2 separate regions of the Homo sapiens genome follow, and region 2 is linked to region 1. Evidence: chromatin loops called from intact Hi-C (ENCODE). Cell type or tissue: GM12878. All regions are shown on one strand. Links, peaks and the distances in the headings refer to the core of each region. The heading gives the core; the rest is flanking DNA. Region 1 has its middle 180 kb from the start of CLIC5. Region 2 has its middle 130 kb from the start of RUNX2-AS1.

The links. Peaks named below come from ENCODE experiments on the same cell type or tissue, not always from the same donor. Only the 100,000 strongest peaks of a DNase experiment are listed, where the experiment ranks them.
Region 2: a loop joins it to region 1, with 6 times the contacts of the local background. A loop is called at or near these places in 2 of 110 quality-filtered maps.

Annotation. Positions count from the first base shown.
Region 1 is chr6:45,825,817-45,837,066 of GRCh38, forward strand. No RefSeq gene overlaps it. Among named protein-coding and RNA genes, the nearest start is that of CLIC5, 180 kb to the right of the region's middle. In GM12878, for the core only: no CTCF peak of the experiment used is centred there; a DNase peak (open chromatin) is centred at 4,915; H3K4me3 peaks cover 322 bases; H3K27ac peaks cover 377 bases.
Region 2 is chr6:45,704,551-45,715,800 of GRCh38, forward strand. No RefSeq gene overlaps it. Among named protein-coding and RNA genes, the nearest start is that of RUNX2-AS1, 130 kb to the left of the region's middle. RefSeq lists silencers at 1,964-2,013, 10,182-10,476. In GM12878, for the core only: no CTCF peak of the experiment used is centred there; DNase peaks (open chromatin) are centred at 5,491 and 6,071; H3K4me3 peaks cover 390 bases; H3K27ac peaks cover 873 bases.

The sequences.
Region 1 (11,250 bases), core at 2,989-7,988:
TAATAAGAAACTTGAAGCGTTGGATTATCATTTGCAATAGCCCAAATAAATTCCTAGATGAATGCCATCCTCTTGTCCAATCCCCATAGGGCATCTGAATAGTTTCTTTCTTCCACTTATGACATTTCTGTGTCCTCCCAATGTACTTCCCCCTGTCATGCTTATTCATGCCCCAGTGCCATTGCCTATCCTGTTCGCCTGGCCAGGAATGCTCTTTGAATAATTCTTTTATCCTGCAAGACCCAACCCCAGTCCCACTCCTCCATAAAACCTTTCCCTACTTCTCCAGCCCACACTGATTTCTGTCTCTGACCTTTCATTACATTTCCCAGCTTTGAGTGAATAATTGTTCTGTGTATTTTCTCTCTGTTGTCAAGGTGGTATTTGCAGATACACATACTAAGCGCTATATAAAAACTTATTGACTGAATGAATGTTGATGTGAGACTAGAAGCAAGAGAATATTCTTGGATAACAGATGGGAGATGGTGTTTCCTAAAACTCTTCAAGGACAAGGAAATTATCATATATAGGTCCTTATTCTCACTACTTGTAGAACTTTGAGAACTTATCTAACTTCTTTAAGTCTTCATTTATTTGTGTATAAAACAGAGGGAATGACAACCACTTTATCCAATTTTTGGAAGACTCAGAAATAATCTAGGAAAAGTATCTAGTTGAGTGCCTGGCATACAGTAGGTGCTCAATAAACATTCATTGTCATTACTATTATTGTTGTTGCTGACATCATTGTTATTTTCCACAGTGCCTAGTATAGTGCTGAATATGTGATATCGACTGACTCTTTAATCCTGGATGATGAGGTTGTACAGGGCCCTGCAGTGTCCTTCATTGCTCTGAATATTTCTGCATGATCAGTTCACAGTCCAGGAAATCTGTTGAGGGAAACAAGTTGGAGGAGAATCACAAAGATCCAGTAGAAGTGCCATATCCAAGCCCCACAGCCTGAGCCAGGTAGAAATGAAAACTTTCTCACTGAATTCCCTAGACTGGCATGACCCCAGACCTTAGCTCAGACTACGTGAGGACTGTGATAAACTGGACTCTGAATAGTGGCTTTCATGAAGCAGCTCAGATAAAAATCTTACTATTCAATTTTTAAATTTACAACTTAGAAATTCTAGATTGGTTGACATTGGCTCAATACTTTAAACCAGCTGATGGAAAGAAAGATCTGTTATTGATTTACTGGCCTTCTTCTCCCCCACCCCTTTCCTCTGAGCACTGACTAAAACCTCTCCATAACAAGTACTGGGGGCCTCACAGTCTTCACAGCACTGACGGTGGGAGGAGGAGTGCAGGAAGGGAGGCATTTGCATCTCATTGCTGGCTTCAAGGTTGTGTCCCTTCTTCAAACATTTGCTGTTTGGGGATCCACCATTCTTCTCCATCCTGGGACAAGACCTAATCCAGCAGTAGGACCCCAAAACACGAATCAGGCCGGGCATGGTGGTCATGCCTGTAATCCCAGCACTTTGGGAGGCTGAGGTGGGTGGATCACTTGAGGTCAGGAGTTCGAGGCCAGCCTGGCCAACATGGTGAAACCCCGTCTCTACTAAAAATACCAAAAATTAGCTGGGCATGGTGGCAAATGCCTGTAGTCCCAGCTTCTCGGGCGGCTGAGGCAGGAGAATGGCTTGAACCTGGGAGGCGGAGGTTGCAGTGGGCCAAGATCACGTCACTGCTCTCTAGCCTGGGTGACAGAGCGAGACTCTGTCTCAAGCAACAACAACAACAACAACAAAAATAACAACAAAACGCGAATCAGCTAACCTGGATTCTGTTTGGGCTGGGCTCTCCCAACAGCTCCTCTTCTACCTCCGCAAGTTACGCATACCTTAGTGGAACCCTTCACCAGACAACCTTGGCAATGCCACCCACAGAAGGAAGGGTCTAGGGACTGGACTATTCCTATCAAGTAGTTAAGGTTATGGGGAGAAGGAGAGGCTGGTATAGTCTTTAATCCAAGGAGCCTCACACTTTGTCTGCTCTAAGGGGCTAAGACTAATAGAAGGCACAACAGAAAAATGACAATCATTAAATGAATAATAATTGAGTGCCACACACCACGCTTCGTACTTGGCCTGTGTTATTTATTTTTCATAACAGTCCTGGATATTGGAACTCACTATCCTGAACAAATTAGGCTGAGAGAGCCAGAGCAGCTTACCCAATATCATGTGGCTGGTAAGTGGCACAGATGAGCAGAGCTTTCTCCTATGCTTCATGAGCTCTCGTAGGAATGTACTTCTTGGGCTTCCTCGCCTCACTCGGGATTTACAGATCACAGGACAAATTGTGCTCAGAAGGACCTGGTAGAAGAACACTGCCCTGTGACGTAGAGGCCTGGGCTCTAATCCTGCTTCTGCTGGTATGAACTCTTTCACTTTGTACAAGTCAAACAAATATTGTGGGTCTCATCCGTAAATTGAGGGAGTGGAATGTAAACATCTCTGGAAGGTTTGTTCCAGCTCTGTGATTCTACGAACTAATATCTAAATACATTTACAGGAATAACAAAAACTTCTCCCCCATCCTAAACTCAGTTATCCAGCAGCCCTATTCATACGGAATATTGGGAAGAACTAGATTATAAGCAAAACTGCTGTCACAAAATCCACAAACATGAAGTCATGCCCTTTTGTAGAATTAGGCCCTTTCTCTAAGCCTGTTTATTCATACTTTTCAAATTACTCTAAGAAGTTTCTTCCACTCGGCCAGGCACGGTGGCTCACTCCTGTAATCCCAGCACTTTGGGAGGCCAAGGCGGGCGGATCACGAGGTCAGGAGATCAAGACCATCCTGGCTAACAAGGTGAAACCCCGTCTCTACTAAAAATACAAAAAATTAGCCAGCCGTGGTGGCGGGCAACTGTAGTCCCAGCTACTTGGGAGGCTGAGGCAGGAGACTGGAGTGAACCCGGGAGGCGGAGCTTGCAGTGAGCCGAGATAGCGCCACTGCACTCCAGCCTGGGCGACAGAGCGAGACTCCGTCTCAAAAAAAAAAAAGTTTCTTACACTCAAAATGTATATGACAAATTAGAAAAGGCATGAGGAGAAGCTGACATAAACAGGAACAAACAGAAAAATGAAGGAGGAGGAATCATTTTAAAAATACCTAAGGAAGAAAACAGGTGCAGGGCCAGTAAGTATAAGGAAAAAACCTCCAATCATTTCAATAGACCCTTAGGGAATCTTTGCATCATTAAAAACAAGACAAGCATATGATGATGTTCACATGGATACATTTGAATCACCAAGGAAAGATTAATCAATGTGGGTAAACTCTGTTTAGGAAGGAAGGAAGTTGTATATTCCGTTTTAGAATGTTTTCCATTTATTATAGTTAATATTTTTCCTTTTCAAGTTTTGATACCTTACTGGGTAGACTCTGAACTCTAGAAAACCCTGAAGTTTTGGTTAACTATTGCTGCATAACAAAGCACTCCAAAATATTGTGGCTTATAACAACAAATATTTTACTGTCTCATGATGCTATGGGTTAAATGGGCTCAGCTGGGAGATTCTTCTGCCCCACAGAATGTTGGATGAGGCTAAAGTCATCTGGGGGCTTAATTGAACTGGAACATCTTGAAAGCGTTTCCTCACATGGCTGGTGGTTGATGGTGACTGTTGTCTGGGAGCCCTCCTGGGGCTGCACCCAGAGTACCTGCACATGGCCTCTCCATGGATAGCAGCTGGGTTCTGAGAAGAGCAGTCCCAAGAGTGAGAATTCCAAGCGGAAAAGAGAGGAAATTGCCAGTCCCCTAAAAGGCTGGGCCTGGATTTGGCACAGCAATACTCTGGCCATATTTGATAAGCAGCTGCAGGACAAACCAGGTGAAGGGAGGGGAAATAAATTTGAGCTCTCAGTGGGGAAAGTGACAACGAACTTGTGGCTGTATTTAATCTACCACACCTGGTCTCCAGAACAACTTTTTTCTGAGGAGCTTGGAGGACTGAGTTTTTACTGTGCTTCATTTTCATGTTGTACTTTTGTGTTTTTCAAAACACTTTGGGAAATATGTTATTTGATTCTCTTTTTTTAAACACAGAAGCTGGAGAGATTCTTTTAAAACCCCAGGCAGGTTATGTCACTCCTCTGCTCAACACTCTCCAGTGGCTCCTGTCTCAGAGAAGCCCAAAGCCTTGCAAGGCCTACCCTATTCAATTCCACGTCCTTCTGAATCCAGTCTGCATCCCTCCCAGTTGCTCTGCTTCAGCCACTCTGGCCTCAGGGCCTTTGCACTGGCTACTCCACTACCTGGATTACTCTTTCCCCAGTGATCTCTCAGCTCACCTTCTTACCTCCTTTGAGCCTATATCTCAATGGCACCCTCTTAGAGACACCCCTTTTTTTTCCTCAGCACTCCTCCTAACCCTTCTAGGCTTTGCTTTTTGCCAAAGCCCTTAGAAATCCCATATGTTTTGTTTATTCATTTATTTATCTGCTTCTCCCAGTGGAACTCCAGGGAGAGGGAGACTTTCGCTGTTTTGTTTACTACTGCACCCCCGGGGACTAAAACAGTGCCTGGTCCTTAGTGATGATTCATATGTGTTTGAATGAGATATTGAATAAAAGAATGAGTTCTCATTATATATTAGTATTTATGAGTCATGGTAAGTGCTGTGTTCTTGGCTTTACGGATGAAGAAACAGAGTCCCAGAAGATTTTGTGACTTGTCTGAGGTCACGCAGCTTGTGGTAGAGCCAGCTTTAGAACCCAGGGGCTATGACCTGCAGCCTCAGGTCTTTTGGGCAACCACTTCCTGCATTTCCATGCAGCTATTTCCAGGCAGGCACATACCCGGCTCTGACACGGACTCTGGACAGGCTCAATATGCAGATACACAGTCTTTCCCCGAAGTGAGAAGAGGGTACCACACTGCTGCTGTCATTTCCTGGACAGAGAAATGTGCATCTTGCCCGCTGGGTTCAGAGCAATAGTAATTACGAGAGTCTGGAGGGAAGTGAGAAAAGGTATCAGGGGCATTTAACAACCTTCACTGACCTGCAAATTATTATTTACAGTAACACAGAGCATTTCCTCTTCAGAGGCAAAGATGTAGAACATATCATATATGTGTCTTTCTTTTTTTCTTTCTTACTTTTTTTTTTTTTTTTTTTTAAAGAAGACTGACTTCTCACAGTGCTCTCCGGAAGCAGACAGAGAAGAGAAAGGGTTATTGGGCAGGTCAGAACGGACTTACCCTTAGGAGATGAAAGGAATGAATCTTCACTGTACTTTCTTAAATTCCTCCAGGAACTCTATGAAGATGATATTGGAAAACCTGAGAATCTCACTGTAAACTTTTGAGAGGCTGGGTCGGGTTTTATTTAACATGCATCTCCTGTTGATTCGGCACACTGCTTTGCAACAGCAGGTCTGGAGAAGTGTGTTCAGATTGACTGCCTGGGCTGGGAGGGGCTTTGGTTCTCATCTCTTCCAATCTCGTCCCCAGGATGTAGACCATCTGCTCATTCCTAGACTGCAGCTGCCAAACCAAAAACACGTCCACTGACTGGTAGCTCATTACCTATCACAGCAGCCCTTCTTTTTATACTGCTTATGTTGAACTACTGTCTTCTTCCTACAAGCTCCACCCTTCAGGTCTAGTTCTTTCTTCTGGATTGACAGAGGATAAATCTACTATGTTAGTAACAGATAAGCTTTCTTACATGAAATAGAGCAAGTTCTCCTTATCTCACTGGCTCTAAAAAGCAGAACTTGGCACCTAGCAGTCTGTGAAAGCAGGAGTTCCCTGAGAGTCCTCCCACAGTGTGTGTGTGTGTGTGTGTGTGTGTGTGTGTGTGTGTGTTTCTGCGTGGGGAGTGTGTTTCTAATGTGGTGGTGCAGAGTTTGACATTGGAGTCAAGCTTCTTGGGCTCATTTCCAGGCTCTATCACACAGCCCTGTGACTTGGATATGACACTTAGCCTCTCTGTGTCTCAGTTTCTTAAGCTGTAAAATGGGAAGAATAATAGTGACAACCTGATGGGATTGTTGTGATAATTAAATGTGCAAATGCCGTGAAGCATTAGTAGAGTGCCAACCTAGCATATACTGTGTGCCAATGATGCAGTGTCTTTGGGAGGATGTTCTGCTTCTCATGGGTTATAACAAGCAGAAGAAAGCCGTGGATCTGGGGGAATTGTCCCTTGTCCCTGGTGCCTTCTCCTTCAGTGCTTCTCTGTTTTCCTCCCTCTTTCTCCTCCCCTATCTGTTCCCAGGCCGTTCTCCAGTGGTCTAGTCCCAGTATACTGTTCTCTAAGCTGTACAGCTGCTTTTTCTATGCCTGGGGACACTTAGACTTTTTCACAGGGAACCAGGGAGATCCACAATTCTTCCAGGTGCAAAGGAGTGACTCTAAGGGTGACCTCTCAGTGTGGTGAGTGGGAAACAGGTATTCAGGGAACTGAAAGTAAAACCCTTCCCAGTACCCCTCACCCCACAACCACAAACACTCACCTACTTGGACCATTGATTGTGTGTGTCCATGAAGTCACATCTTCCTGCCACATGTTTTAAACTTGACATTTTCTACCTCGCTAAGTTGTGACAAATCCTTTGATATGGCCGAGAATGAATTGCTTTAAATTTAGTCGGAATTCGTGATACATCACATGAAATGAGAAGAAAGACAACCTGATCAACAAATGATATTAATGTTCCAAATTTTGGATGGGTTTAAAACTAAACATAAAGAGAGGAAACTGACAGTTTTTGTTTGTTTGTTTTTTGTTTTGTTTTTTTGAGACAGGGTCTCGCTCTGTTTCCCAGTCTGGAGTGCAGTAGCAAGATCTCTGATTACTGCAGCCTTGATCACCCAGACTCAAACCATCCACCCACTTCAGCCTCCCAAGTAGCTGGGACTACAGGCCTGTGCCACTATGCCCAGCTAATTTTTCTACTTTTAGTAGAGATGGGATTTCTCCAGGTTGTCTAGGCTGGTCTCGAATTCCTGGGCTCAAGCCACCTTGGCTTCTCAACATGCTGGAATTATAGGCATGAGCCACTACGCCTGGCTGAAACTGACATTTTTGAGGGCCTGTTTTGTACCAGGCCCTGTGCTATGTGATTAGCGTAACCCAGGGAGGGGTAGTAGTTGTATTCTCCCTATTTTCAAAGATGAACAGTGAGCTGCTCAAGGTTCACAGCAGTCACTTGAGCATTCCAACCCTAGTCAGTCTGCATCCAAAAGCAGAAGGTTTTGGGTTGTGCAGGCGGAATTTGAAGCCAATGATCAGGAGACTTGGTTTCTAATCACACAACAGGGCTGGGCTACTATTTCTTTCTTTCTTTTCTCTCTCTTTTGAGATGGAGTTTCACTCTTGTTGCCCAGGCTGGAGTGCAATGGCATGATCTCGGCTCATCGCAACCTCCGTCTCCTGGGTTCAAGTGATTCTCCTGCCTCAGCCTCCTAAGTAGCTGGTATTGCAGGCATGTGCCACCACACCCAGCTAATTTTGTATTTTTAGTAGAGACGGGGTTTCTCCATGTTGGTCAGGTTGGTCTTGAATTCCCAACCTCAGGTGATCCGCCCACCTCGGCCTCCCAAAGTGCTGGGATTATAGGCATGAGCCACCGCGCCCGGCCTACTATTTCTTCACATATAAAATGAGAATGGGAATGATAATATCCACCTCACATTCCTCCTGGGGTAGGTGAAGTTGCTTTTTAATCATTTACCTTAATTTATTTATAACAGTAATGCATACACATGAACAAAATGTGGCAAGGGCTGTTGGAGAGTATGTCTCTCTGCCCCAGCTCTGAGCTCATGCCCTGGATGTACACTCCTTGACCATGTCTTTTTACTTCTGGTAATTCCCACCACAACCTTAGATAATTCCTTTATAATCTATTTCTTGAAATTGTCCTATTTAAACTGTATCCACTCCCCCTACTATGACAGGGATTTTTAGCAACTTTACACTGTCTCATGTCTTCCATGGATTTTTGTACACACTGCTATTATCCTCATTCATTCTTGTGGCTACTTTTATAGGTATTAAACAACCTACTTAAATCTTCACTTTGGGATTTGTTAACTGTTAGGAGGAATCTATTGGCTTGTGATGGGAATGGAGGTGCTGCTAGGGCTGAGAACATCTGTTTGGTTCCTCCATACCTCACTGGGCCTGGAACCGTCCTGACACAGGCAGGCGCTGGAATATCCGACAACAGCACACCCGCACTCCCCGGCCCTCACCACCTTCCCACCTCCCTTTTCTGAGCTGTAACATTTCCTTCTGCCTTTACTTCTGGTGTATACAATTTATATTCTAGGTCCCCCAAGTTTTGTCTGTAGGCTAATTTGGAAAACAGAAAAGCAATACATGAATGTGAAGTATTCTGTTTATGAAAATTTTATATGCTGCCAAACCAAGTAGTATGACCAAATCCATATCATTGAACAGGGAACAGTGAGGGGAAGAATGTTCCCAAAGCCAAGACAAAATGGATACTCTTTTTTTTTCACACAGACCAATGCCATGGCCGCCGGTTGCTCTCTGAGGAGGAGGGCGGGCAGTTATGAAACTTGGAAAGGCCTTTCATTAATCTCCCCACAGTCCATCCCTGCTTGTGGCCCCAAGGCTCTGATCTGGGAGCCTCTGCAGGGCTTTGCTGGGAAGGGCGGCTCTACCTCCAGGCCAGTTCTCCCCCTGCCTGTGGTTCTGGGATGTAGATTTTTCCACTCAGCTTTATCTATCGATATGATCCCATCTTCTTTTGGTCCAGGTATTTGTGAAATTTTCTGGATTGCGGCTGGATCCTTTCATGTTGGTTATGAATTTATTCTTTTGCATTTATTTATTGTTATTTCATTGGAATTGGGGAGGAAGGAGAGGTAAAAGTAGGCCTAAACTACCATGTTGAACTTCAGGATTTATTTCAAAAATTTGAAAATTCGTAACTATTCCTTCAGTGAGTGAATATATGACCTCATGGTTTAGGTAAGGGTTGATCATTGTGGTGAGTTTTTGACAGGGCCAGAGAACCTGCCCTTGCATCCTTTCCTCTCCCCACCCCAAACAAACAACGCCATTTCATGTCCTTATAAATAAATGAATATTCCCATCTGGACTGACTAATTTGAAAAGTCCGTGTGTCAATGAGATGAGAACAGAGAACAAAGTACAGGAACGAAGTGCAGGGACAAGGGAAGAATGAAAGAGGCATTTCATAAATTTTAAAAATATCCTTTATTGTTATATCTACGGACTTGTTTTGCAGCCAAAAGAATCAAGACACCTTCAAGATAATGTGATATAGCTGAAAGTGTTGGGTTGGCAATAAACAGAAAGACATTTGAGAACTAGTTTTGTTTCTTCTATCTTCTGCAAATTGGGTACAATGATAATACGTGCCTTGGAGGTGGTAATGTCGACTGAGCAAGGGAGTATGTGGAGAGCACCCAGCACATTGTAGGTTCTCAGCAATGTTAATTCCCTTTCCTTAGAGAAGAGGAGATGGACCAGCACAGAAGAAGCAAGATGAAAGCTCTTTATACCTGCTCTACTTAGTTTACCACAATCAGTTTCATATCTTTATTATTTCTGTCTGTCTTTGTTTTTTTCTTTTTTTTAATCTCCCTGCCTCTTCTCTCCTCTTCTCTACCCCAATCCACAAAGCTAGTAAAATCTTTAAGCATACATTTAAAGAAAATTGCATGGTATCAGCTGCAGGAATGTGTTACCATTTTATGGTGGCCATCCTCGACTCCACCCCAAGGACCCCAGATGGAGAATCCCAGCTGGGCCTGAGAGCCTTGCGGTGGTGTTTCCCGGATGCTCTTTCTGCCCTCTCAGCCACTTTCCTTTAAATTAAATAGCTCTACAGTGATGGGACAACTGAGGCCCCTGGTCTGAGATAAACCCCACCTTTTCTGTGGCAGGGGCCCCGGCAGCGTCCTACCAAGCTCCCTATCACTGTGTCAGATCCTGAGCTAAGCACATTATCAAACAACCTGGGACTGACAGAGGAAGATTTGAAAAGTGCTTTATTCTTTCCACAGCACCACCTTCAGACACTTAGTCAAATTGTTCTTTCCTGCCTTGAGGTCAACCACCGTTCAGAGACTCACATGACCTCTGGGAAGCCAGGCATGTCCTTGCCCAACTAGACTCCCAGAGGCCTGTCCTGTGCCCACCAGATTCTTGTCTCTAGATATTTTTCCAGGGGTGAGAGAGATGCAATGTGAGGTCCCCTGACTTCCTGAGGTTAAGCCCTCTTGCCCCCACTGAGGGATTTGAGGTACATCTGTCCAGGTTTGAATCCTAGTTTGAGCAGTGGACAAACCTCTGTACTTTAGTTCCCCCAGCTACAAAGTATTAATAGAATTTCACATGAGAACTTACTTCATAGGGTTGGAATGAGAGTGAAACAAGTGAATACATGAAAGGCCTTTAGAGCAGTGGATTCTTAACTTTGGTGCTCACAGAATCACCTGGAGGGCTGGTGAAAACACAGATTGCAGGGCCCTGCCCCAGAGAACGCCCTTTAGTTGGTGTTTCTAACAGGTCTGCAGGTGATGTTGATGCTGCCCAACTGAAAACCCCTGTCTTAGAGCAATGCCTGGCACAAGATCAGTGCTATATGATTGACTTGTTATTATTTACTTGAGAGAAGAAAAAAGAATGCTACAATATGTTTAGAATACATGCATGATTACATAGTACGTTTAGAAGATTCTGGGTAGCAACTGAACTAGCCGTGCCCCCACTGTGTTAGAAGGGCTTTAAAGGGTTAGAAGACAGTGGGGGCTGGAGACAAGCAGGGCAGCCTGCAGGTTTTGCAGTATCCAGGAGATCCCCTGGCCCTCCCTCTGTGGCTGAATTTATGGGCAAAACAAACAGGAGCTTGGAAGGCAGATAAGACTTGCCTTGCCCCTCTCTCCAAGTATTTTAGACTCAGCATGGCTCTAGGTGTTACAGGAAATAATGACACCCAAGATTGGGCCCAGCCTTGAACGACCTAGTTAACGATTTAGTTAAGGAGCTAAATCCATCCCACACCAAACAATAAGGAAATATGGGAGGTGCTTCAGGTCTGACATGATGCTAGCTACACACACAGTAGGAGATGTCCCTGGGTCTTAGTGTTTGGCAGTGTGTGTCACACTGACCAGCATCTAAAGGTTGCTCCGCCGTTATCAGTACAGCACAGGAGATGGTCCTCTGGCCCTCTGCACCTGAATTTTGTGTCTGGAATGAGCAGGGCAGCCTG
Region 2 (11,250 bases), core at 2,599-7,598, 120 kb before region 1:
CCCTGAAACCTCAAAGTCTCTGCTTCCAGGTGGCAAAGAGGAAGGAGAGAGTGTAGAAGCTTTAACTGTTTCTTAAAATTCCTGGCCTAGAGATGAGACTTATCTAGTTTCACTGACATTCCATTGATGAGTACTAGTTTCGTGGCCTCCCCCGAGTGCAAGAAGAGCTGGGAAATGTAGTCTTAGTGTAGCAGCCACCTTTTAGCAATAGCTTACACTCTGAAGGGGTGGCAAATGCATTTGGCCAACAGGTAGCTATTTTGCTATTATGTCCAATAAATGGTACTCATGCTTACACTCTTTGGTATGAAACACATAGTTAAGTGAGCAGTGATTTTGTTATATAACAAAATTAAGTATGCTGTAAAGTGTTCAAGGATAGAGAGAAAGTTCAAAACCCAGCTGATAAAGCTACAGGAGTAGACTAGTTTTTTTTTTTAATTATCGTACTTTAAGTTCCAGGGTACCTGTGCACAACTAGTTTTTAAGGTTCAGTAGTATTTTGGGTCGTGTTTTATTTGGTCATATATGAAACCAAAGAGTGTAATGATTTTATTAATCCACCACAAATATTTATTATACTGATCATATGCAGGACACTGGTCTAGGCATTAGGTGTGGGCTGGGAAGGGTGTACAAAGGGTGTGAGACCTGGCTCTTGCCTTCAAAGAATTTATATTCTGGTAGGGGAGGGAAGATACGCACATCCTCAAAGACTCGTAAAGACAGGCAGTTTGGGCAGTGCCCTGAGAAGTACAAAGTGCTATGGGATTTGAGAAAGGGTGGGATGGTTTCTGTCCAGCGTGATTCAGCTGCAGGAGAATATTCCAAGCACTCAGTGTCTATTTGCCCCTGGACACCACTCTACTTGCTCCATAACACCACCTAACTTTGTTTCTCAAATCTCCTCTCTGCTCCATGTCTGCTCTCCATGGCTGAGAGCCCTCCTTTTCTTTTTCAGTCTGGGTCCTTGGTTTGTCTTTCCTCTCTGGCAGGCCCTAGGTTTACAAACTCCATTTTCTGCAGTGAATCCCTTCTCCTGGCAACTCTCAAGAGCTTTGCTCCAGGGAGCTGCACTTCCTAGGTGTGGCCTTATGTCCCAGATGCCACTCAATCTCCTTGGCTCTTTTCTGTCTTGGGGTTGGAGGGAGGGACCACTTCATGAATAAAACTGCATTTCACTTAGGCCTTGAAGGATGCACAAAATTTTGTTAAGTAGAGATGAAGCTTTCATTTCTGTAATGCTTGACTCAACAAAAAGGCCCTTTGTTACCACGGATTGATTTTAATTGGAATCTCTTCAGTTTCCTCTATGTTTTTGGAAAGGCCACTGTATATCAGGCATCTTGCTGATTGCTGATTGTACATGGGATACAGAACTCCCATGATATAGGTAGGGTAGCTGGTATCACATCCATTTAATGGACGAGGGAGACTGAGGCTTGAAGAAGTCAGGTGACTTTCCTGGTGTTAATCAGCCAGTAAGTAGAATAGGCTGGATTTTTCTCTAGTTCTCTTTCACCCTAGTCCAGTGTTCTTTTCCATGTCACAAAATGCTATGGAAGTTCAAATGGACGAACTGAATTGTATCAAATTAAATTTCATTCAAAAAGACATAAGACCCCTCAAGAATATTTGCAATGTAATACGGCATTCTGAAAGACTATAAAACCTCCAGCAGTCAAAGAAATAAACCTTGCAATCACTATTTGCTGCATGCGTGAAGGACTGCATTAATGAACTAATGAGTGTATGGTGCCCTGATAGTTCCTCTAATCTGAGTGGGTAAGCAAGTCCGTACCCTGTCTATTCAGAAGCAGGTGCTGACCCTGACAGTCTAGTCTATAAGTGCAGAGGACAAGCAGTCCTCATCCCTTGCTTTTGTGATCCCCTCTGGTGAAAGTGTGCCTTGCTCAGGTTAGCTGAAACTGACATTTAATTTCAGTTCTACTATTACTCCTTCCCCTTCAGATTCTCAGGGCAGGGTGTCGAGGTGGAGGGGCCCTCCTTGTGAGGAAGCAGCAGCAGCAGATTTTGCTGATGGTTGAAGAGGGATTTAAAGAGAGGAAGGGACTTGAGAACAGAATGGTTTGATGAAACAAGAAATGGGTTGCCCAGAATACAAGGGACAACTTTGAAAACAACAGAGATGTGAAGCTAGTGGAAGGGATGGAGAGGTAGATGCAGGACAGGAAGTGGGTGCAAGGGTGAAAAGCATGTTTTGGGTGTTTATTGGGCAAAATGCTTAGAAGATTTAATAGCAATGCCGAGCAGTCATGGCTGGGGAAAGAATCCAGAGAAATGGCATCTGAAATGAAAATGATGAAGTTCACCACTATCCCAGGGCTCAGAACCTGTCCTACGTGCAGAAACATAACTCTTGCCTGCTTTGGAAAAATGCTGAATTTTTCTATTTGAGAACAAGCTGCACCTCTTTCGCCCCTGGAGGTAGGGACAGGGAGATGTGAAAGAATCTCTCTCAGTTCTAGCCATGAGCACTATTTTAAAATGCTGCTTTTCTTAAATGCCTCATATTTTGAAAGGTAACAAAATCTATGTTTGAAATTAGAAAAATAAATGAGCAGGAAAATGGTGCAGCAGGAAGAATCTGAAGAGGCCATTGAGAGATGGAGGTAGCTTTTCAGTTCTGAGCTCCCCAAGGGTGGGGCCTACCTCATTCACCTGGGGCCGCCGTCTCTGGCAAATGTCGGGAAAACAACGTACAAATGAATGACTGATGCATAAGGAAACTCACTTCTGGCTAGACTAGAGAAGTGGGAAATTGAAACAGGGCACCTGTTTCAGACAGGCTTTGTAGGGGTGAGGGTGTGAACCCAGAATGTCTCGAGGTCTGAGTTTCCTGGTTGTCTTTTCTGCCACCAGTGAGCAAAGTACAGGAGCAGTAGTAGACTTGGCAGAAAAGGTGGCAAGGAAGGTATTTGGGTGATGTGTGTATCTCTCAGGATTAATGTCAGGACGAAATGAGAACATCTACTCATGGAATGTGCATTTGTTGAGCTCCTTGTATGCACCAGGCAGTTAGGGACACAGCAGTGAACTAAATAGGCAACAATCCTTGCCTTTGTGGCACTGACATTGCAGAGGGGGCAGGCAGACAATGAATGAGCAGACAGGTAATAGCAGTGGTATATTAGATGGTGGTATGTGATGGAGAAAAACGTAGCAAGAAAGGGGCTGAGGGAGTACAGGATGGCTGTCAGAGAAGGCCCGTGGAGAAGATGACATTTAAAGCATATGATAGAGCCAGAACTGCATCGATCTGGGGCAGGAGCATTTCGTGCCCAGGGTACAGAAGGCACACAGGCCCTGTGGGGAAGCTGTCAGGTGTATTCTAGGAGCTTCAGGGAGGCTGCTGGTGTGGCTGGAGCCCGGTGAAATGGGCAGAGTGTGCTGAGGATGAGGTCAGAGAGGAGCAAACCCTTTGAGCCTTACAGGCCATGCCTGGAACTTGGGCTTTTACTGTAAGTGAGATGGAGCCTCTGGAGATGAACAGAGCTTGGACAGGATCTGGCTTAAGTTAAAAAGATCATGCCATGTGGACTTAGGTTGTATGAAAGTCTCTTAAGGTACTGGTGAGAACATAGCACTTAATAAATGTTAGCTGTCGCTATTATTAAGCTTATTAAAACATAGTGGGGAGAGGGGATCCCAGAGTGGTAAGTGGTTTCCTGTAATGCATGTTACACTTCAGCTCCACCAGCTTCTCACACATTGGTTCTGATAAAACTCAGAACCAATCAGATATCAGATGGTAAACATGCTTGGAGATTACAAGATCTTGGGCCTAAAACTAGATTAGCAGCGTCCTGATTTGGTGATGAATTGCCTCATGGATGGAATAAGCATCTATTGAGCATCTCCTACATGTCCGGTGCTGAAGCAGACACTGGTAATAAACATAGACATAAGTGGGATGGACAGAGTTCCTGCCCTCACAGGTATTATTTAATTCATACCTCCTCCTCTGGGCAATGTGTGAAACAGACATGAAACAAACAATTATGTAAACCATTATCCTGATCTAACAGTGATGAGTGAAATGAAAGATGGGTGCTGGGTGCTCTGGAATGCACTGCAGAAGGTCATCATGAAGGGCCTCTCTGAGGAAGGGACATTTAAGCTAAGACAAGAGAAAGGCGGAAGGTGTTGTGGTGGGAAAGAACCCTCTGGGAGATGGAACAACATATGCAAAGGCCCTGTGACAGGAAGGAGAAAGTGATTCCCATGTCTGGGGAGCAGAGGGCTTGGGCAGAAGCAGGGGAGCCCAAAGGGGTGGACAGGGCTGGTCAGGTAGGAGCTTTTGGCATGTGGGGATTTGGGCCTTTATTCTGAATGTAATGGGCAGTCTTAAAGGGTTTTCAACAAGGGAGTGACCTGACCAGACTTGCAATCACTCTGGCTGAAGGTGGGGGGCAGCCTGGGTGGGAATAAGCATGGACTTGGGACCTGTTGGGAGGCCCTTGCAGCACTGAAGGGGTCAAATTTCTACATGATGAAAACTGAGGTTCAATGAGCCTTCACGGTACTGACATTGCAGAAGGGGCAGGCAGACACCCCCATCTTCACTAAGGCTGTTAGCCCTTGATATAAAGACCACGGGCATTGGGCTTAACCTGGCCTAGGATCTCAATTCTGTCCCTTCCTGTTTTGTGGCTTGGATGTCTCTCAATTCTTCATCTCCTAAAATGAACAAAATTACACTTGCCACACTGGGTGGTTTGGGAGATATGGGAAAATATCACAGTTACCTTGGGGCTTAACAGCCCACTAGTGCTCTGAGAATCAAAAATTGGACCATTTCAAGGGATCTGAGTAAAAGGTGCTCAACGAATGTGAGATATAACCATTGCAAGATAAGTTTCTGCTGTCTATATAAACCTTGTTTCCAAGATTAATCAACGCTTATTTAAAAAGGAACAAATGGGCGGGCGCAGTGGCCCATGCCTATAATGCCAGCACTTTGGGAGGCCGAGGCGGATGGATCACCTGAGGTCAGGAGTTTCAGACTAGCCTGGCCAACATGGTGAAACCCATCTCTACTAGTAATACAAAAAAATTAGCTGGGCATGGTGGCGCAAGCCTGTAATCTCAGCTACTCAGGAGGCTGAGACAGGAGAATCGCTTGAACCCGGGAGGCGGAGGTTGCAGTGAGCCGAGATCGTGCCATTGCACTCCAGCCTGGGCGACAAGAGCGAAACTCCGTTTCAAAAAAAAAAAAAGGAACAAATATTATTAGCATGTTGAATAGGGAAATGATTCCTAAGAATAAGACTGGGCCCTGTATTTCAGCTGGTGTGGACTGTATGCTTATGTATTTGCGTCTATGTACTTATCATTCATTTGACAAATAATAATTCATTATCTCATGCTGCTGACGTGGTACTAGGTGTTATCTACGGGTGACACAGAGTTGGCCCTCATGTCTATTTCTTCCACAGAAGACTACAGAACTTCTGACTCAATTCCTTAGTTAGAAACCGGAGGGCGAAACTCTGGTTTTTCAGTTTCAATGGGTGTTTTAATTGTTCCTTTAAAGTGTCACATTTCATCACGTGTATCATCATCTCTTAAATTACATTATCTTGAAAGTTGCTACTCAAACTTATGCTATTCAAATTTCAAAAAAAATTTTTAAATGATGAACCTCAAGTAATTTATCCCGTGAAGTTCCAGAGGATGAAAATGTGGCTCAGAGATGATTAAAAATCAGACAGTAAAATATACACATGGATACCTCAGAATTTGTGATGTACTCCCAGGTCCACTGAGACCTGTGCACAGCATGAATCACTGGCTTCTGGTATTGAACCTAAGACATGAAGTGGGGGCAATGTGTGTCCCACTGTCCCCCATTATAACATGCCCCTCGGGCCAAATGTTCTATCCTGATGTCCCCTCACCCCTGGAAAACATGCAGTTGTCAGAAACATGATCACATAGTGAATTTGCCAGGCAAATTGTGAAATATGAGTCATGGTTCTATTTGTTCTGCAATTGTGAAAATTGCAAACTTTTTATCAAGATAAAAACTGAAACTTTGAGTGTCACCTCATGGGGGGAGCCCTGACACTCTCACGTCAGACTGTTCTCCTCACCCACCCCCACGGCTCTGGTCACGCTATGCCTCTGCCAGGGACCAACCTGCTGTTTAGTGTTCAGCACCCAGAGAGTGGCTTGCCCGGAGGCCCTTTCAAATACTGGTCACAAGCACTGCTGTTAGCCTGACCTCCAGCTTGCCTGTCAAGTAGAGGCTTGGTTGTCCTGGAGGCACTGCCTCTCTCAGCCCCCTCCCCTCCTACTGTCCAGACTCGAGTCCAGCACTCCCTCTACCCGTGTGCTCTCCATATCCCTGCCCTGTAGCCAGGGACTCCCAGTCACCACTTACCTAAGTTTCATTCTCTAAAGACCCTGGTAATTGGAAATAGATTCCTACTAATGCACTAATTTGTTACTCCTCAAGAAGTAAATGTGATCTTAAAGTGATCTTAGGTAGATAAAGTCTTAATCCACTGGTTTCCTGAAGTCCTCATCTTCCTTGGATGTACCTGAGGGTCACTATAGAAAGCTTGGAACCCTCCGCCCTCTATCAGAGCTCCAGCCAGAGCTGTTCTGATTTTATACGCCTCCTTAAAAACACTCTATACTGGGGTCACACAGTGTGATCTATGAAAGGGTGGGCTCTGGAGCCAGACCAGGCAGGATGGAAACCCAGCTCTAGCACCTACAGCTGTGTGATGTTGGGCATATCATTTAACTTCTCTGTGCCTTAATTTTGCCATCTGTAAAGTATGAACAGTAACAGCACACTGTATCTACCTTGTAGAATTGTTGGACTAAATGAGTTAAAACATCTGGCATACAGTAAATACTACTTAAGAATGCGCTAGTATCGTCTACATAGGGGCCCTCAGAGATTTTGTTTGAAAGAGGGTTTCCACTGCTTTACAAAAAGGTAAAACAAACAAAGCTCCAAACTCCCACTCCCTTCACTCAAAATATGAATAACTTACTGGAATGCCACCACCAAGGGTAAGTTTCTTGGCGCCCCTCGGATCTTACCTAAATGTGGGGCTGAGCCGGCTTCAGGTCTGCCCATGAACTGGATCAATCAACTCAAACCAGCATTGTTGTAGCTGCTGACTTAGGGAACGGAGTTAAGTGCAATATCTGAGGCACTTTATTCATTTTATTGTTCTCTAGGTTTTTAAAAGTTGTTATTATTAAGCTAATAATGTTAGGCTCTATACCTCATGAGTGCCCAGCAAGAGGCCATTGGCTCACGGTGTCAGAGGAACCATGTGAAGAAATATTTCCCAATTTTTGAAGTGAGAGGTCAGATATTAGTATCAAAGATCAGATGTTAGTATCAAATAACACTGTGGCATCTGCTTGATTAGAAATGAATGAATAAACTAGCCCACTTTTCAATTATTGGTGACAACTTTTTTATTTTTATTTTTATTTTTAGAGACAGAGTCTCATTGTGTCACCTAGGCTGGAGTGCAGTGGTGCGATCTCGGCTCACTGCAACCTCTGCCTACCGGGTTCTAGCAGTTTTCCTGCCTCGGCTTCCTAAGTAGCTGGGACTACGGGCACATGCTGCCACACCCGGCTAATTTTTTGTATTTTGATAGAGACGGGGTTTTGCCGTGTTGCCCAGGCTGGTCTCAACTCCTGAGCTCAGACAATCCACCCACCTCAGCCTCACGAAATCCCAGGATTACAGGCGTGAGCCACTGCACCCAGCCTGGTGACAACTTATTATTGGACAACATCTTGACCACTTGGGGCAGGTGTCATAGTTAATTTCTAACCAATCTTGAGGTCCTCAAACGTGGAAATGATGCTCTTCCTTTCTTTTTAAGACTTTTTTTTTATTTTCATGGACTCAAGGAAGGTACTTATTACATGACAATGTAATTCTCATTAGCAGGGGCAGCAGCGACGCTGAGTTGCGCAGCAAACACCGACTTGAGCGTGGCTGAGGATCAAGGAGGAGAACTGAAGCATGCACCAGTTGCCACCACCAGGGCAGTGTCCCACCGAACACAGGGCTATCAGCACCATGCCCCACTTGTACCCCAAGCTCCACTATGATGCTGTAAATATTCCATTGCTTGAAATGAAGGGTCATCATGGTGAGGATGAAGACAGACGCAGTCTCTTTGTGTCTGAATTTGAGTAATGGGTAGGGGGTGGGTGCTTCCACAGGGTTTTATTGCCCTTGGATCTCAGAAATATTTATTTTCAGTTGATTAATACTCTGCCATTTATACTGACCACATGGCTTCAGTTTTAGAACTCCAAAAACACAAGGGCTGTTGGGTAGAACAGGAAACAAATTTTAGGAAGTATGTATCACAGTCCCCCATGACATTTTCTTGTGGGTTAGTCTTAAGTCATACAGGCATCAGAATTATAATCCTGAGGAAATTTCTTGTAGAAAGAGAGGATTTTCTTGTATGTCTGTACCTCTACACTCAGAAGAATGTTGTGGTATTATTTTATTAGCAATGTAATGATAGCAGTTAACATCTGGCGAGTGCTGACTATATGCCAGGCATGGTGCTGAGTGCTTGCTTTTTTTTCTGAGATGGAGTCTCGTTCTGTCACCCAGGCTGGAGTGCAGTGGCGCGATCTCGGCTCACTGCAACCTCCGCCTCCCAGGTTCAAGTGATTCTTCCACCTCAGCCTCCCGAGTAGCTGGGATCACAGGCACCCGCCATCATGCCCGGCTAATTTTTGTATTTTTAGTAAAGACGGGGTTTCATAATGTTAGCCAGGCTGGTCTTGAACTCCTGACCTCAGGTAATCTGCCCACCTTGGCCACCCAAAGTGCTGGGATTATAGGGGTGAGCCACCTCACCTGGTCCCTGAGTGCTTTTACATAGATTATCTTATTTATTCCTTGCAATAAGTCTGTAAAAGTAGGTGCCATTACATTTTAGAGATGAGAAAACGGAGGTTCAGTGGTTCTAGGTGACTTGTCTGAGGTTATCTGAGTAGAAGGTGACAGGGTTGGGATTTGAACCAATGTCTGGCCCCAAAGCCTGGATGCGTCCCTTTATACACACAGGCTCTTCTAATGAAAATGGGGCATTTATTTCTGTATATACTGTGGCTACGTTCTCCAAACAGTTCGGAGCTTTAGAAAATATTTTGAGAATTCTCACTCAGATAGACTTTCCGGCAAATACAACTTATTTTGCTTGAGAATTTCCCTGTTTCTTGCACCTTTGTCTATTCAGCTTGGAGAACCAACCTTGGGGAACAAAATCTCCCTCCACCTATCACAGACATTTTCTTTGAGACAGCAGCTGAGCCACCATCCACAGCTTCACCTATCAAGACAGGTGTCTCTGTTTTCCATGAAAGGTGTGACTGCCGGAGATCTCTGTCTTCAGCATTCTCCACCCTTCCCTCCCAGTGCTGCAGAAAGCCTGGCATAGGGTCAGGCTGGTGAGGCTGGATCCAGGCCTACCTTCTTGAACTTTAAGCCGTAAGTGGGACATTTACAAGGGAAAGATCCCTTCTGTGGAATCTCACTGTGAAGTTTCAAGGGCTGCTGCCCCACGCCCACTATGGGCGCTCATAGCCAGGGCTTCTCTGCGTGTCTTACTCTCATCTCTACATCTTTCACTCTCACCGTTATCTCTGAAGAACCAAAGGGAGAAATCACAGGAGTTGGAAATTCCGATGAACCTTTTGCTCTTAGTTGTTGTGCTGAGGCTGGGTGAGTCTCATTTTTAGAAGAAGATGGTGAGAGATTAGTGACCGTGGCTGCTAATCAGCCTTCATCTGAGGAGGAGGACTGCAGAGCCCCATTTTGTCAAAATGAGAGGGAAAATAAGGCAATGAGGCATGTGAAAGGGAAATGTGTTTTTATTTCCTTAAAACCATGCTTTACTGAAAGAGGCACACTGCTTGGGTCTCAGGCGCCCGAGGTGGACTCTGAAAGCTGGCTCTGAGAAGGGAGCGGGAGGGCAGAGAAGGGGAAAACCCATCTGGGACTTTAGCGAATTTTGAGCTATTCAAAAGTTGTTGATCTTGCCAGATTCCAACTTCTGACAGCTGCTAAATATGGCACCTGAGAAAATAGCTTTGATTTTGTAATTTGGAAATGGGAAGGGAAAATTCATTAGGGTTAAATGCACAGAAAGAACACCAGCGGCTTTCCTGTGTCCATCCAGAGGCTTTTAGAGACTTATTGAGTCCTGGTACACAGAGAGTAGATGTGAGGTCCCGCAAGGACGAAAAAGACATTTCCTCCCCTCTGAGCTTGGGCACTAACAATGACAAGCTGAAGGCAAAGGCTGTTAGGAATTCGCCTCTATGCAACATCCCCCTCTACTGGATTCTTGCATGGAAAACAGCACCCTTACAGCCTCTGCTGCCCTAGAAGGTTTTCAGAGCTCTTTCTCTATGTTAACACACACTTTGGAGTCGCCAAGGCAATTTCCCCTCCCTTCTCTATTATTTCCTTGATTAAGATGAAACATTCTGTAAATGCACACACATCCAAGAAAGATAAGACACCAGAGAGAGAGGAATGAAATGATGATGGGGTCAGTGTGGAATTTTAGGACTCCAGAAGATTGGGTTGTTTACCTAGTGTGGGATTGAGGGCCAGAGAGGGGGGCCTTGCTGGAGGCACACAGCTGGTAAAAGGCAACACTTATGCTGGAACCCCACCTCTCCCGACTCCCCTTTAGTGCTCTTTCTCATGTGACAGAGTGACATGTATATTCAGAGTGATTGAACCTTGAACGTGGTTTCTGGTCATGGAAACCACAGGGCTTGTCTAAGGAGAAGGTGATCCTTCTGATTGTTTCTCTTGCAAGATCTCCTTCTCTGACCTGGGTGGACTTACTGCAGTTGCAACTGACCCCAGGGAATGGGGTCAGAAATGGTCTGGCCCCAGGTCATTGGTGATCCATAGACCATAAGTCCAGGCAGGGAGCCTGATACCATGAGAAGCACCTTCATGTCTTCCCCAGTCACAGGGCTGGGGCCTTCCCTATTAGAGTCAAGTGCATCTACAGCAGTCTGCCCAGTAGAAATTTCCACAATGGTGGAAATGAGCCATGTCTGCACTGTCTAATATGTAGCCACCAGCCACATGTGACTTCTGAGTCCTTGAAATGTGGCTAGGGTGACTGAGGAACTGAATTTTGAATTGTATTTAATTGTAATTAATTTAAATTTAAATAGTTACATGTGTCTAGTGGC